Linked DNA regions of Homo sapiens: region 2 is linked to region 1. A link is an interaction called in ENCODE POLR2A ChIA-PET data of the cell type or tissue named here. Cell type or tissue: IMR-90. All regions are shown on one strand. Links, peaks and the distances in the headings refer to the core of each region. The heading gives the core; the rest is flanking DNA. Region 1 overlaps LINC00265 (long intergenic non-protein coding RNA 265). Region 2 has its middle 33 kb from the start of YAE1-DT.

Region 1 (2,810 bases), core at 135-2,634:
CATGAGTTGCACATGGCCCACAGGAGACTTTTGCTAGCTCTAATGGTGAATTAGCCCAGTCTCCCTCTATTTCCTAACTATCAGTTCCTCAATGAGGAATCTGATTGGCCCAGCTCAGGTTTCTAAGACATGCCACATCATAGATTGCTGGCCAGTCTGATATAGGCCACCCTTGGATCAAGTGCCCAATAAGCCATAGCTATGGAGAACAGGGTCGTGTGGTACCAACCTTAGTCTGTAGACAGGGCCTTATCCCTTAGAAGAGACTAGTCAGCAACAAGCTCAGCAAACCATCAAACTGATCTGAATTCAAACTTTGATTTTTTGCTCCATATATTTAGTTGGATTTAATATTAATTAATTTATTTTTTCAAGAACCAGAGTCTCACTATGTTGCCCAGGCTGGAGTGCATTGGCTATTCACAGGCACCATCATAGCTCACTGCAGCCTTGAACTCCTGGACTCAAGTGATCCTCCTATCTCAGCCTCCTGAGTGGCTGGGACTACAGATGTGGGTGCCACCACATCTGGCCTGGTGGTTTCCAGGCCAGATGAGTTTTAAAAACTTATCTCTTTTTTGCTTTAATTTTGTTATTTTTTAATTAATTATTTTTTATATAGAGAGATGGGGTCTTGCTATATTGCCCAGGCTGGTCTCAAACTCCTGGGCTCAAGTGATCCTCCCACTCAGACTCCCAAAGTGCTGGGATTACAGGCATGAGCCACCACACCTGGCCAGAACCTATTTTTCCCCCTTCTTTTTCCTTTTAATATATGTAGAGATGAGGTCTTGCTATGTTACCCAGGCTGGTCTCGAACTCCTGTGCTCAAGTGATTCTCCCGCCTCCCAAAGTGCTGGGATTACAAGCATGAGCCACCATGCCCAGCTTGCCAAAACCTATTTCTTTCGGGGCATATTGGTCTTTCTACTGCTTGCCTTTCAATCACTGGAAATTTGATGCAAGTCAAGGATTTTAAAGAAATATGTGCTGCTCTGTCACTCTAAAAGAATGAATAAGAAAAAAAATCAGTAGTACCTGCAAATGGGAAGTTTTATTATGATATGTTTAGCTGCTGGAGAGCTTGAGTTTAATCTTGGCCTTTAACTTATGAGGAGGATACACAAACTCACTGTATGAGTCATTTTCAAAATGTCTCCAATTATTTTGTCCCTTTGATGACATCATAGGATTCTCTGAATGCTTGGTGTGATGTACACCACTCCGTATTATTGCTTTTTTTGTTATTGATGGCAAACATGTCACTATGACTTTTTAAAATAATCTAGAAGCAGAAGCACCACATGAAATGCATTTACAAATTTTAAGTCCTTCTGGGAAAGGCTTAGAAGTTGCAGGAAAGACTACAGGACAGGAAGAGAATTCATGCACAAGCAAGCCTAGGATGGACCTGGCACTATTATGTTTTATAGCTGATCTCAGGCAAACTTCTGAGGTATCACCCTCACTTTGAAAGTAGGCAATATAAGCTTGCTAGAGCCCACTCTTCCTCTGTAGCAGCCAACCCTGTGGGGCAGTGGCTCTTTAAAGTGTGCTTCCAGGGTCTGCAGCATCCGAACCACCTGGGAACTTATTAGGAATGCAAATTCTCTGGTTTTCCCCCAGATCTCTGGTGTTCCCCCAGATCTACTGAATCAGAAACCCTGGGGGAATGGTCTAGAAAGTTGGCTTAACAAACAAGTCGGCTTAACAAGTCCTCCAGGCTATTCTGATGCAGGCAAGGGTTTGAGTACCATTGTTTAGGGCTTGCTTTTCAAAGTGTTAGGATATGCAACATACACCCAATACTTGATGGGGATTACAAGAATCTCTAGCCTGCACCATGGAACTCTCCCACTTTCATGCCTTTATTCAGGTTATTCCTCTAACTAGAATAGTCTTTCTCCAACAGACTCACCTGTTGGTATCTTGTTCATTTTTTTCAAAGCCAAACCAGTTCAATACCTACTTCCTCTAAGATGTTTCTCCCAATCCGCCCATCTCTCTGGAACATGGTGTCTGTCTTTCAACGGGTGCTCAATATACAACAAGTTGTTAGCTAGAAAGTTAGAAGTTGGGAAGTTAGGTAAAAATCATTTGGAATGAGTGTAGTGGGCTGTCTTCCATAATGACTACTAACTGATGTTTCGGGATGGACCTTTCTTTTGTTTTCTGTCATCAAGTCATGCATGTTCCCCATCCAGGCTGGAATTGCTGCTTCTCCTGGAATGTGTTTGCTTAAGATCAAGAATCAGCAAACTATGGTCCATGGGTCAAATGCAACCCACAGGCTATTTTGTACAGCTTCTGAGCTAACAATATTTTTTACAATTTTTAATGATTGGGAAAAAAAGAAAAATAATATTTTGTGATACATGAAAATTACATGAAATTCAAATTCTACCATTCATAAAATAAGAGATCATTGGAACACAGCCACACTTATTTATGTTATCCATGGCTGGTTTCCTGCTACAAGGACGGAGTTGAGTAGCTGCAACAGAGATTGTATGGCCCACAAAGCCAAAATATTTATTGTCTGGCTTCTTACAGAAGAAGTTTGCCAACCCCTACTCTAGGTGACCTCACGTTTCACTCCCTCACTTCGTTCAGGTCTTTGATCAAATGTCACCCTGGTGGGGAGAGGTCTTCCCTGATCTTCCTACTTAAACAGAACATGTTCTCCCTAGCTGCTCTTTGCACTGTTATGTTATGTTGAGCTATTTTTCTTTGTGGCACTTATCCTAAGCTGACGTTATAGAGGTATTTGTTTATTATGAGTCTCTCCTCATAAGAGCCAGCTTCATGAG
Region 2 (2,810 bases), core at 264-2,763, 220 kb before region 1:
ACCAGCCTGGCCAACATGGTGAAACCCCATCTCTATTTTGAACTAAAATGCAAACATTAGCCAGGCGTGGTGGTGCATGCCTGTAATCTCAGCTACTCGGGAGGCTGAGGCAGGAGAATCATTTGAACCCAGGAGGCAGACGTTACGGTGAGCCGAGATCATGCCCCTGCACTCCAGCCTGACAACACAGTGAGACTTCATCCTCCCAGCCCCCAATAAAAAAGAAGAAAAAAAGCCACATATAAACAAGTTAGTTTTTTTAAAAATGTGCCAACACAATATAGATTCCAAATCACCTAGGACCAGGGTGACCCAACTATAACGACAGTTGATTGTGATTTGGGTCTGACCTGCGAGAGGGGTCTTGAGTTCGGCTCCATTTCTTCAAATCAAACTTACTCTGCCATTGATTTTCTGAATGAGTGTGGTCAGTTGTTACTCTGTAAAGTGTGACAATGGGATTTTCCATGAGGTGTTTTAGAAAGGTTTTTGAAGTGCTTGGGTGAAGAGAACCACAATACGATCTTTTTTTTTTAATGTCAATACCTCACACCCACTTTTCAGTAACCTTTTAAGAGCAGCTGAAGCGTGCTATGCTCTGAAGCTGCTGATCGCAGAAAGAGAAATCGGTCACAGCAAGTACTTTAGGCTCTTTAAAATCAGCTAACAGAGCCCATCTAAGAGCTCTCTCCTGAGTCCCAGTGAGGCCCTCAAGGCCCCAAATTTTCCTTTGCAGGATAGATTATCCTCACCCCACAATAGAAGTTTGGCCCTCAGGTCACAAACAGGCCTCCAGCCTGTTTTGAAACCTGTGTTCAAATCCTGACTTCACCACTTACTAGCTACGTGATCTTGAGCAAATTATTTCACCACTCTAATCTCTATTCCCTTGTCTGTGAAATGGAGACAATAACAGTACTCACCCCAAATTTCATCATTGTATTAAACCAGATAATGGATGTAATGTGCCCAGCAAACGTGCACTGCAACTCTCCACATTATGAGCAGCAGCTGTGTGCTGCCCTTCGGTCGTGTGCTCATCTTCTCTCTTCCACAAGACCCTTCTTAGGGCAGACACAACAGAAGATTGGATGAAGAGGGGGTTTATTTTGGACCTACAGACTGTGCTGGAAACTCAGTTTTACTGACAGAATAATGAAAGTCACACCTTTTCACCTTTTCAAGTTACCCCTTTCCCTAGCCTCTGCCAGAGATTGGACATTATCTTCCTCAAAGCCACTACCAATTACCCTCAATACTCGTGAGGCATCCTCCATCTTCCTCCCTGTGGGGTTCAAGCAGGTCACTGTTGCATGTGGAAACCAAGAGCAAGTCTCCACTCAGCTGGAAAGTCAGGACTGGACCATCTACATCAAAGGCAGAGGAATTAAATACCCAGGACTTCCCCCTCTGCCTCTTGGTTCCTGCTCTTTATAGAATGTGAGTCCTTGTTATGGGGTTTGGGAGACCGCAGATTTAGAAGGAATTGTGGGGGAAGCAACTGCCGTTTGCACAAGCGCTTGACCAGGGCTGCTCCTAGGGTGTGTGGGGCCCAGGCAAATATTTTTTTTTGCAAAGCCCTTATCTACATAAACTATTTGAGTCACCAAATCAGCATATCCACACCACCTGGCAGCCCAATTCTATGTGATCCTACAAAAGAAATACTAGCTGGCCAGCAGGAACTATCTGCTCTCCAGGCTGCCCCCCTGGAACTGGATTCCTAGTCCTAGTCCATGTCCATGTCAAGACAACGTGATTGACACAAGCCTCAGTGGTCCTGGGCCATCTGGTTAACCCCAGATCCAATGGTAGAGAATGGGAGAATGCCCAAAAAGGGAGAAATGGGCACCAGGAATAACATGGGCCCTGAGACAGAGCCAAGGAATCCCACCTGGTTGGTTCTGCTAACTCCTGCCTGTCCCAGGCATTAAAGGGAAGTTATTTAATAGAAAAGTTCAAGGGAGTCACTCCAAAAAGTAGAGCCCCCTGAAGTGCAAGCCCATGCCAGGAGCCCAATTTATCCAGGTCTCAGGACAGAACTCTGATTCCAAAGCCTCCATGAAAGTGTGCCTCTCAGAGTCAGGCTAAAATTCTAAATTCTATGCCAGACAGTCTTTCTCTTCTTTTGTTACCCCAGCATCTCAAGGACTATAGCTATGGACTAAGAGGACAAGTGCTATCACTGTGAACTATTTGCTGTGAACTATTAGTGACCTGGCAGATAGAAGTAAAAGCAATTGGGGCTGAATCTAGCAAAAGGGCAAGCCAGCTCAATCTTATTAGGAACTATTTGCAAATCCAGTGTTTTTGCTTGAAAATTTCTAAGCTTGGACTCCCATTCGGGCCTACCCCTAACATTTACAGCCCTGGGGCAGTAATACAAATGGAGGCCCCTGGCCCACAACCCACCTCTCATGCCTTTCTCTCATGCCTCTTCTAGTTCTGCCCAGATCATAAAGACCTCTTCCATATACATGTGTACATCTCTGTCTCCCTGCAACCACGGTCCCTGCCAAACAACCACTTGTCGGCCACCCTCTAGGCACACAGATGGCACTATTAGCCCTCAAAAGGGCAAACCTTAGTGTTTGGGCAGGGAATCCCAGTGTCCCTGACACTGAAGGATGGTCTAGAACAGCAGTGTCCAATCTTTTGTCTTCCCTGGGCCACACTGGAAGAAAAAGAATTGTCTTGAGCCACACATAAAATACACTAACACTAAAAATAGCTGATGAGCTAAAAAAAAAAAAAAAATCAAAAAAATCTCATAATATTTTTAGAAAGTTTACAAATTTGTATTGGACCAC

What was found. Peaks named below come from ENCODE experiments on the same cell type or tissue, not always from the same donor. Only the 100,000 strongest peaks of a DNase experiment are listed, where the experiment ranks them.
Region 2: POLR2A ChIA-PET joins it to region 1 with 5 read pairs; 3 of 35 experiments call an interaction of 5 or more read pairs at or near these places.

The regions. Positions count from the first base shown.
Region 1 is chr7:39,748,217-39,751,026 of GRCh38, forward strand. All of the region lies in intron 1 of LINC00265 (long intergenic non-protein coding RNA 265), which reads left to right. Among named protein-coding and RNA genes, the nearest start is that of LINC00265, 16 kb to the left of the region's middle. RefSeq lists an enhancer at 1,493-2,330. In IMR-90, for the core only: no CTCF peak of the experiment used is centred there; a DNase peak (open chromatin) is centred at 1,135; H3K27ac peaks cover 304 bases.
Region 2 is chr7:39,531,457-39,534,266 of GRCh38, forward strand. No RefSeq gene overlaps it. Among named protein-coding and RNA genes, the nearest start is that of YAE1-DT, 33 kb to the right of the region's middle. In IMR-90, for the core only: no CTCF peak of the experiment used is centred there; no DNase peak of the experiment used is centred there; H3K27me3 peaks cover 493 bases.